3 separate regions of the Homo sapiens genome follow, and regions 1 and 3 are each linked to region 2. Evidence: chromatin contacts called from ENCODE Hi-C or POLR2A ChIA-PET data. All regions are on one chromosome and are shown on one strand. Each heading gives the region's core, a stretch centred on a gene start or an enhancer-like site at or near the end of the contact. The rest is flanking DNA. Distances are from core to core; before and after follow the strand shown. Region 1 holds the start of PIP4K2B (phosphatidylinositol-5-phosphate 4-kinase type 2 beta). Region 2 holds the start of PLXDC1 (plexin domain containing 1). Region 3 holds the start of CWC25 (CWC25 spliceosome associated protein).

What was found. Hi-C counts contacts between places; a loop is a spot of excess contacts on that map. ChIA-PET counts read pairs that join two places held with the same protein, here RNA polymerase II (POLR2A). Pooled maps may share reads with other maps.
Region 1: a map of CD8-positive, alpha-beta T cell shows a loop between it and region 2 (9-fold over the local background). The contact joins the promoter of PIP4K2B here to the promoter of PLXDC1 in region 2. A Hi-C loop is called at or near these places in 9 of 168 maps with a recorded cell type or tissue (CD4-positive, alpha-beta memory T cell, CD8-positive, alpha-beta T cell, Calu3 and 4 more), 16 of 37 single-sample maps with no recorded cell type and 24 of 50 pooled maps. POLR2A ChIA-PET finds 5 or more read pairs at or near these places in 5 of 52 experiments (CD8-positive, alpha-beta memory T cell, T-cell, activated CD4-positive, alpha-beta T cell and 2 more).
Region 3: a map of gastrocnemius medialis shows a loop between it and region 2 (13-fold over the local background). The contact joins the promoter of CWC25 here to the promoter of PLXDC1 in region 2. A Hi-C loop is called at or near these places in 6 of 168 maps with a recorded cell type or tissue (CD4-positive, alpha-beta memory T cell, CD8-positive, alpha-beta T cell, Calu3 and 3 more), 7 of 37 single-sample maps with no recorded cell type and 17 of 50 pooled maps. POLR2A ChIA-PET finds 5 or more read pairs at or near these places in 9 of 52 experiments (A549, CD4-positive, alpha-beta T cell, GM10248 and 5 more).

The regions. Positions count from the first base shown.
Region 1 is chr17:38,798,013-38,800,918 of GRCh38, forward strand. It overlaps PIP4K2B (phosphatidylinositol-5-phosphate 4-kinase type 2 beta), which reads right to left and starts at 1,544. Exons shown (of 10, transcript NM_003559.5): 1 at 1,254-1,544. The coding sequence starts at 1,412. It overlaps CWC25 (CWC25 spliceosome associated protein), which reads right to left. Exons shown (of 10, transcript NM_017748.5): 10 at 2,429-2,906. RefSeq lists an enhancer at 721-1,539.
Region 2 is chr17:39,150,179-39,153,074 of GRCh38, forward strand. It overlaps PLXDC1 (plexin domain containing 1), which reads right to left and starts at 1,459. Exons shown (of 14, transcript NM_020405.5): 1 at 1,184-1,459. The coding sequence starts at 1,259.
Region 3 is chr17:38,823,739-38,826,755 of GRCh38, forward strand. CWC25 (CWC25 spliceosome associated protein) reads right to left here and starts at 1,583. Exons shown (of 10, transcript NM_017748.5): 1 at 1,428-1,583. The coding sequence starts at 1,445. MIR4727 (microRNA 4727) reads left to right here and starts at 2,100; the gene lies at 2,100-2,154. RefSeq lists an enhancer at 291-922.

The DNA of each region.
Region 1 (2,906 bases), core at 294-2,793, 350 kb before region 2:
TCCTAAATGACAGGTCAAGATCTAAAACCCTAGCTCAGATTACGGTTCATCGATCTCCACCCAAAGGCACCTTCAGCTCCTCTGCCAAAGCAATGCAAAGTCTTGCTGGCCCTCTTTGTCATCGCTTGGTCTTGTGAGCAATTTCAAGCACTCACAAGTGAACCTAAAGAACTGAAATCCACAGGAAACCCAAGCTTGATCCTCCTTATTCCAAAATTCTAGTTAGTGAAGTTGGTGTTTCGGGTCCTTTTACTTCCTCTGCTCATTCCTAGTGTGGGGATTCATAAAGAAATGGTCAGAAGGCAAAGAGCAAGTGGTTGGAAGAGGGAGAATAAAGACCCTGAACAAACACCACATAAACAGTCTTCCAGCTTAAACTGTCAGGATCCAACTTCCTGGCAGGGGCTGTTGAACAATCTCAAAGCACCCTAAGGACCCAGGGGACCTATCTCTCCTATCTAGGACCATAATCACTATGCATCATCACAACATTGCAGCCACACAACAGATAAGTCAACATCTTTAAAATGATCACCTTCAAAAACTATGGGAAGACATATTATTTCTACTATGAATAGTCCCTCCTTATAACCAGGCATCCTCTTCTCTCAAATGGTTAATAGCCATTCTTTCTTCTCCCTAACCCAGAGAGACCCAGGTGAAGTGTCTGGTTCAAGGAAGCCTGTGCTTCTCCAGTTGATACATCTTGTTCAAGAGGGAAAAAAAAGGAAACCCAGGGTGGAGTTCTACATTCAAAGGTAAGGAGGCCTGGAGGATGGAAGAATTTGAGCAGCCACAACAACCAAACGATCAGAAAGAGAGGACTATTTGGGCAGACCACTGCTACTTGACAGAGCTGGCAGCCGGCTGTAAGGAACAAGGGGGAATATACACCCTCACAAACAGGATGAGGGGGGAGGAGGAGAAGCAGGGATGAAAGCGACTCCACTGCACTGAGGCCTTGCCTTTGCGCTCCATGGGCTGCCCCAAGCGAGCACGCCACACGCAGGAAGCCAGAAGGGCTGGAGGGAAGGGGAGGTGGCGACGGCAGACCACAGAGACACCAGGCCTCGCGTGGCGTGCGGGGAGTGCACACGGGGCCGAAAGGCGTGCAAGGGTGGGGTGGGCGTGCAAGTGGCTTGGCGAGGGGTGGCAGGCGTCACCGGCAGGGCCTGCGGGGCAAGGGCCCAGGGCTGCAGGGGGCGTGGGAGCGCGCGGGGCCGCGCTCAGAGGGGCGCGCAGGAGCTGGTTACCGTGTGGTTCACCCCCCACATCAGGACGCTGAGGATCGGCTCGCTGGCCCGGAATAGCTTCACTTTCTGGCACACGAAATGCTTCTTCTTGGTCTTGGTCTTGCTGGCGCTGAGCGGCGCCACCGCCACCGCCGTGGTGCTGGTGCAGTTGGACGACATGCCCGGGGCGGCGGCGGCGGCGGCGAAAGAGGGGGGCGGCGGAGACAGCGCACAAGCCAGCGGCCTCAGGCCTCCCCCGGACCGATCCCCACCCCCGCTCCCTCACCGCGCCATGGTCGCGCCCGTCCCGTTACCTCCCACCCCGCCCCGGTGGTTCCGTCCGCCCCACGCCCCGCCCTCCCGCCCCGCCCCGGGGAGCCCGCCGGCCCGCTCCGCACCCCGCCCCCGGGCGGTGCAGCCGCCCTGCAGTCCCCTGGCCCCGTCCTCCCCGTCCGCGTGGTACGGCCCGTCCCGGGGAGGCAGCGGCCGCCCCGCCCGCCCCTCCTCCCCGGGCCTGACAGAAACCCGCCTGGCCTCCGAACGCCTCGGGGCCCCGTGCCGGAGCCGGAAGGGGAGGAGGGCTGGGCAGGCGTCGCTGTGGACCGCGGGAGGGGCTCCCCGCCCGGGCCCCCCAACGCCAGGGTTTGGCTCTTTCCCGCAACCCGAATGCCAAGATGGCGGCGATGCCACCGCTCCGGAAGGGAAGGAGGGACGGGAATGCGAGGAGGGCGGGACGTACCATGCCCACCCCGGGGGAGAGGAGGGACGCAGCAAGGGGAAGAGAAAGTCCAGCCTAGAAAGCCAAGGAACGCCCCCTCGCTCCACCTAAGCGTGGATCTGCCCACTCTGCTGGGCCCCGGGCGCGCTCCACCCGCGGGGCACGCCCCTTGCCCCCAGGGCCAATGAGAGAAGCAGGCCAGGAACACTGGTTTTTATGAATGGGCCCCGCGCCCACCCACCTGCTGCCTGTTCTCCCCGCAAAGGGTCAGAGCTCAGAGGCCGCCAGCACCTTCAGACACCTATCCCACTAATCGTCTTACTCTGGCTCATTTCGTAAAATCTTTGAGTAAACTGCCCCACGCTTTGTTACATAATTCTCAGATGAGGGATCTCCATATATTCGACACAAATTACAGGTCAACGTTGTTCTTTCTGCATGGAAATTCGTAAACACGGTACTCCACAGGTGGTCGCTCTTTAAACAGTTACAAAAATAAATGTGGCCTTTATTACCAATTATAAAATAAACATAATTAACCCCGGCATAATGAAGTGATTAAATGAATAAAAACGTATGTTACATTCTCTAGGGAAAGATCGGGTTTCAAGCATTACAGTGCCTGGCATCATAAGTGTTCAAAAACAGAAATCCAAATACATTTTAAGCAGAATTAGGAATTAGCAGAACAAGGAAATCGCCCAGCTAATGTGCGGGTCAAGAGGGCCTAGGAGTTCACTGGTCAAATGAGGGCTTCTGGTGAAAGAATAGAGAAGGGAAAAGGAGTAAAGACAGGAGAGTGGCCCCTCGAGGGTTTTGTTTTGTTGCTGTTGTTTTTTGAGACGGAATCTCGCTCTGTCACCCAGGCTGGAGTGCGGTGGCACAATCTCGGCTCACTGCAAGCTCCGCCTCCTGGGTTCACGCCATTCTCCTGCCTCAGCCTCCCGAGTAGCTGG
Region 2 (2,896 bases), core at 209-2,708:
CAGCAGCTTCTCGGTTCGTCAGCTCCACTGCCCTCTGCCCATACTTCCCACTGTCAGCCTCCTTCCCCTCCCACCCCCAACATACTCTTCTTCTCAATAGGGACCCAGGTCTGTCTCAGCTACATGCTGGGACCATTAAAGTCAAGAACATTGCCACTGACACTGTGCCTGGTGCCAGCACACTCCTGAGACACAGCAGGTCAACCACAGCACTCACCTCAACAGCGCCTCCCTCACCCCACCTGAGGGGCACCCATGCCAATGATGCACAGGTATCTATCTTCTTAATCATCTCTGCTGAGGGGCCAGGCTGCAAATTACCCATCTCCCCAACCCCAGAGAAAGTCTAGGTGCTTAGGGGAGAACAGAGACTATGAAAATTATACCATGAGGGATTCCAGGTAGATCTCAGAAAGGACTTCCAGGTGGGAGAGATGAGTTTGGAGAACTGGTAGGGGGGAAGAGGAGTGTGCAGAATGGGACGCCTCCCTCCACCCCCTACCCCAGTGCCCCATCTAGAGCCAGAGTAGCTGAAAGCCAAAGGCTGCCAGGGCAAATGGGAGCAGGTGTGAGGAGGGGGACTCTTGAGGCTGGGGGTGCAGAAGCAGCAAGTTGCTTCTTCCTGGGCCCACTGCCTCTCTACTGACACCAAATAGGCAAGGGAAGGTGACCGAATGGCTGCTGCCTTCCCAGGCAGAGACGCTGTGTCCCCACCATCCCCCTGGCTGCTCCCACCTATCCCTAGCCTGGATCAGCTTTGGGGTCGGGGGTGTGGCAGAGAAGAGGAAAAGAAGGCATGGCTGGGGCAGGGGCCTCCCCAGGCTCCCATCTCATCAGAATTCAGCCTTGCCTGGGGTGATCAGGGGTCCTGATGACTCTCCCGCTGTCCCCTTTCAGAGCCCATGGCCACATAGAGCCCCCTCTCCTAAGGTCCCTCCAGTATCCTTCCAGGAGAGAAGGAGAGGTCCGGGCATCGGTGTCTCCACCGTCACTCACACACCCTATGTGTTTGGGAAAGTGGGGTCCCTATCCACCTGCCCACAGCCCACAGCTCTCCTGGCCTCCTGCGGACAATGCCCCCCTCGCGGACATCGCCAGGCCGTCCACACCTGCCCATGCCCACACCTGACTGCCCGTCCCTCCCCGCCCCCGGCCCACCCGGGCCGGCTCCCGCCAGTCCTACCTGCTCCGGGCTGGGGGCTCAGCGCCCGGGCAGCCTCCCTGAGCACCAGCACCAGGAGCCAGAGCTCGCCTCGCATGGTGGGTGCCCGGACCTGCCCCCGGCCTGCTTGCTGCCCCGGTCCTGACGAGGGAGGGGGCCCTGGCTCAGGCTGCGGCCGCGCGGTCCCCGGGGCTGGCGGAGGGGCGGGCGGCGAGGAGACGGCGGAGCGCGGGGCCGGGCGAGCCGGCAGGAGCGGCGAGAGCGCGAGCGGAGCTGGAGGCTGCGGCCTCCGGGAGCAGGCGGGGAGCTGGGGGGGCCGCTGGGTCGGTGGGGGTGGGGGGGAGCTGGGGCAGGGGGCGGGGCGGGGGGCGCGGCGTCGTTGGGGGCTCTCCCGGCGCCTGCCCTCAGCCCTAACGGAGCGCTCCCCTAGAGCTCTGCAGCCGCTCCCAAGGCAAGGGGTGCAGAGTAGGGGACAGGGCGGGAGCCCCTCGGGCTGAGAGAACCCCTAGAAGCATCAGCCGCCCCGCGCTCCTCACTGAGCTCCTGGCTCCCTTTCCCTCCTCCGTTCCGCCGGGAAAGCTGCAGAGAGAAGGCCCGAGGACTGGACCCCTGGAAGGGACAGGCGCCCCATCCCTGGGTCACGGGCCCCTGACTGTTCCCCGCCCCCAGCTCCTCCAAGCTCTGCGACTTCCTGAGCTGTTCTTCGGAATTCTGTGCGTCTCTGATGCTTTGTCCTCCAGCCCCCACCCCCAGAAATCTCCCCCTGCAGCAAAGACCCCCAGCTTTTCTCCCCAAGAGGGGCCTGAATCCCACCCCCCTTCCATGACTCCACCTTATCCCTCCACCCCCCATTTCCAGCACCGATTTGCCCCCCAAGCCTAGCAGACGTGAGGGTGGAGGGGGCCTGGCTACCCCTTACTCTGCAACAGTCTGGACCCCTCCCCACGAGTAGGTAACCCAGGCCTCCTGCCTCTCTGGGGCCTCCAGGCCTACTCAGGGCCAGACCCAATCAATCTTCAGAGCCAGCCCCAGACGAGGAAATGGCTCACCCCACCTGTCACCACCTTCTGACAGGCTCTGGGGATAGATAATCTTTTTATTTTTTCTTCCAGGACAGAATAAAAATACCCGCAATGTAGGATATTTAATAGACGGCAAGGAATCAGGTCAGGACACGAAGATGCCTCTTCCCTCCCCTGACCTACTTCGTTCTTGTGACGGCAAGGAGCTGGGGCGCTGGAGAGTGGGAGACGGGGTGAGGGGGCATCCTGGCTTCTAGTGGGCTGGGGCCTAGGGACTAGAAAACCGCGGAGAGGAAGGGTGCGAACGCTGAGCGCCATTGGAGAAATTTTCCAGGAGGAGGGATATGGGCGGGGACAGGAGAAGGTACACTGTGGGCTGGAAGAGACGGATTCCGTGGCACTGAGGTTAAAAAAAAAAAAAAGAAAAGAAAAGAAAAAAAAACACCTAAGAAAGGAAACAACTAAAGGCTCTCTAATCTCTTAGAACGCCGGTTCCTCCTTCCGCCGGGCCCAGAGTCCCAGAGACTACCTCCTCCAGCCCTAAACCCAATGTCCCCTTACCGTGGAACAAGGCAAGGCCGGTCTGTAAATTCTTCTTGATGTCTAATTTAAATCCCAACTTGGCGGACTCTCAAACAGAATCAGATAGGCAGCTACCTCCAGCTGCAGCTACTTGCTGCCCTCAAGTGGCCACGTGACGAGCCACAACCCT
Region 3 (3,017 bases), core at 333-2,832, 330 kb before region 2:
CCCTTCCCATCTTGTCCTCCCTGCCTCAAGCATAGATTATTTTGCTCCCCAGGGAGAAAATCTTCTGGAGTCATTTTTGGCTGTCACAACTGGTGGAGACGGGTGTTAGTGGATAGCTCCAGTCTAGTGGCTAGAGGCCAGTGATGCTGCTAAACATTCTACAATGCACAGGACAGCCCAACTACCACCACTACCACACACCCCCAAAGAATTATCTAGGCCAAACTGTCAAGAGCGCTAATGTTGAGAAACCCTGGATTAGAGCTTTCCTGTCCTTAAATGCAGTTATGTGAAGAATACACTAAATTGGATGAAACTAGATGGAGTCCTGGCACTCACTGTGATTGAGAACACATGACAAACTAATAGGTTTACTGGGCAGGCGGCTAAGCTGATCTACTTGCTGGTTCAATTAGCTCCACTTTCCGGAGGCTAGCATTTTCCCAACCTTGCCCCATGCTCTTGTGGGTACATTTACCCTATTTGGGGCCTTAGCGCTTTACAAATGAACGTTTCAGTTTAAGAGACATTGCCACATAACTTATATTAAGTGGTATGAATTCAAAAGCAAGCTCTGCCACTACAGATCAGAATCCAGCACTGAAGGAGGTGTGGAAGTCAGAAAGATGGACAGGAAGATCCCTTCAGGCTTAAAAAGGACCCCAGGGCCGGGCGCTGTGGCTAACCCTTGTAATCCTAGCACTCTGGGAGGCCGAGGCGGGCGGATCACTTGAGGTCGGCAGATCGAGACCAGCCTGACCAACATGGAGAAACCCTGTCTCTACTAAAAATACAAAATTAGCCGGGTGTGGTGGCGCATGCCTGTAATCCCAGCTACTCGGGAGGCTGAGGCAGGAGAATCGCTTGAACCCAGGAGGGAAAGGTTGCGGTCAGCCGAGATCGCGCCATGGCACTCCAGCCTGGGCAACAAGAAACTCCGTCTCAAAAAAATAAAAAATAAAAAACGACCCCAGGGCATGGCTTAGGGTAGGGAGAATGGGGCACAAACCACCCCTACTTCAGTCCAGGACATGACTCTGAACTCTCACCCAAGGAAGAGAGGTGTGTGGCAAGACAAGATATACAAAACAAAGTGTGGTGACACGTCCTCCATATCTACCTCCTTTCCTAGCCATGGCTCCATCCGCCCCCTCCCCGGTCTTCCCAGAATTTACAGCCGGTAGAGCCGCAGTCAACAAACACGCAAACACCACCTGTCACTGTTCGCGACACACCTCGGACTTTCCCAAATCTCAGTCCCACCCCTCCATTGCCCTAAGGATCCATCCCCTCTTCAGGGCAACGGCCTCCTCCCGGCGAAAGCAAAGCTGCGTTGCCATGGTTATCCACTCCTTCCTCTACCCCCACCCCCTGCCAATTTCCGTCCCGGCCTCAGTCCTCCCCCGCCCAGGCCTCCCTCCACTCACCAGGTCTCCGCCCCCCATGACGGTGGAGACGATTCCTCACTACGCGGATCTGGAAGATTTCGGGAGGATCAAGAGAAAACGTAGAGAAATAGTTCGGGGGCTACCTCGCGGGATCTAGTCCCAGGAGCCGTCAACTGCCAGTTTCACCACCGCTCTAGAGGTCACTTCCGGGAGGGCGTCATCTCACCGCGTCGGCGTCGCGGAACGATGACGTACAGGGCTCGGTCGCGCTTTGTGACGTTGGCGTTACTTGCAGATTTTGCAAAGGTCCGGGCTCCGCTGTCGAGGCCTTTGCTGTCGAGGTCTCATTTTGGCTGCTTCGGGTCGCCACGTTGCCTGATGTCCCAGACTCTCTGTTGAAACGCCACAACTCTGTTCAGTGATGGGTTGCCGTGGGCCTGTGCCCACGGCTGTGTTGCCATGGCAGCTCACCAGGGCATTCGGCTCAAAGCTCCACGTAGTCTCTGCTAGACCTAAGGTGGACCAGACTAGGCCTCCTCCCCTCACCCTGCACACACCCCCACGCTCCAGTTTTCCAAAACGGCTTTGCAAACTGGCGCTTTCCTCAGACCTTGACTCACAGCAAATCCCCTTATGCCAGGCCTATTTTACGAAGCTAAATAGAAACCATCAAATCGAAATTCCATCAGCTTCCGTTTGCCAAACTTTTAAAATCTGCCAGCTTCCACAGTGGCAGATTTTCCCATAGTGGGAAGCTGGCAGATTCCTTTCCCTTCAGTTACTATGTGTTTTTGGCATGTTTTTCTTTTTTCTTTTTCTTTTTCTTCTTCTCCCTTTGTTTTTGTTTTTTGAGAAGGAGTTTTGCTCTCCCAGGCTGCGGTCGAAGCTGACTGCAACCTCCGCCTCCCGGACAGCAATTCTCCTGCCTCAGCCTCCCAAGTCGCTGGGATTACAGGCGCCCGCCACCCGCCCGGCTAATTTTTGTATTTTTTGTAGAGACAGGGTTTCACCATGTTGCTCAGGCTTGTCTCGAATTTCGACCTCAAGTGATCTCCCCGCCTCAGCCTCCCAAAGTGTTGGGATTACAGACATAAGCCACCGCGCCTGGCTATTTTTATTTTTGTAGCAACAGGGTTTTGCCATCTTACCCAGGCTTGTCTCAAACTCCTGGACTCAAGCAATCCTCCTACCTCGGCCTCCTAAAGTGCTGGGATTACAGGTGTGAGCCACTGCGCCCGACCTGTTTTGTAATTTTCAGAATAGAAGTTTTGCACATCTTTTGTTAAATTTATTCTAAATGTTGTATTTTTTGTGATGCTATTTTATTTATTTATTTATTTATTTATTTATTTATTTATTTATTTATTTATTTATTTATTTCGAGACGGAATCTCACTCTGTTGCCCAGGCTGGAGTACAGTGGCGCAATACCAGCTCACTGCAACCTCCGCCTCCTGGGTTCAAGCGATTCTCCTGCCTCAGCCTCCCGAGTAGCTGGGATTACAGGCATACGCCACCACGACCTACTGATTTTTGTGTTTGTAGTAAAGATGGGATTTCACCGTGTTGGCCAGGCTGGTCTGGAACCCCTGACCTCAGGTGATCCGCCTACCTTGGCCTCCCAAAATG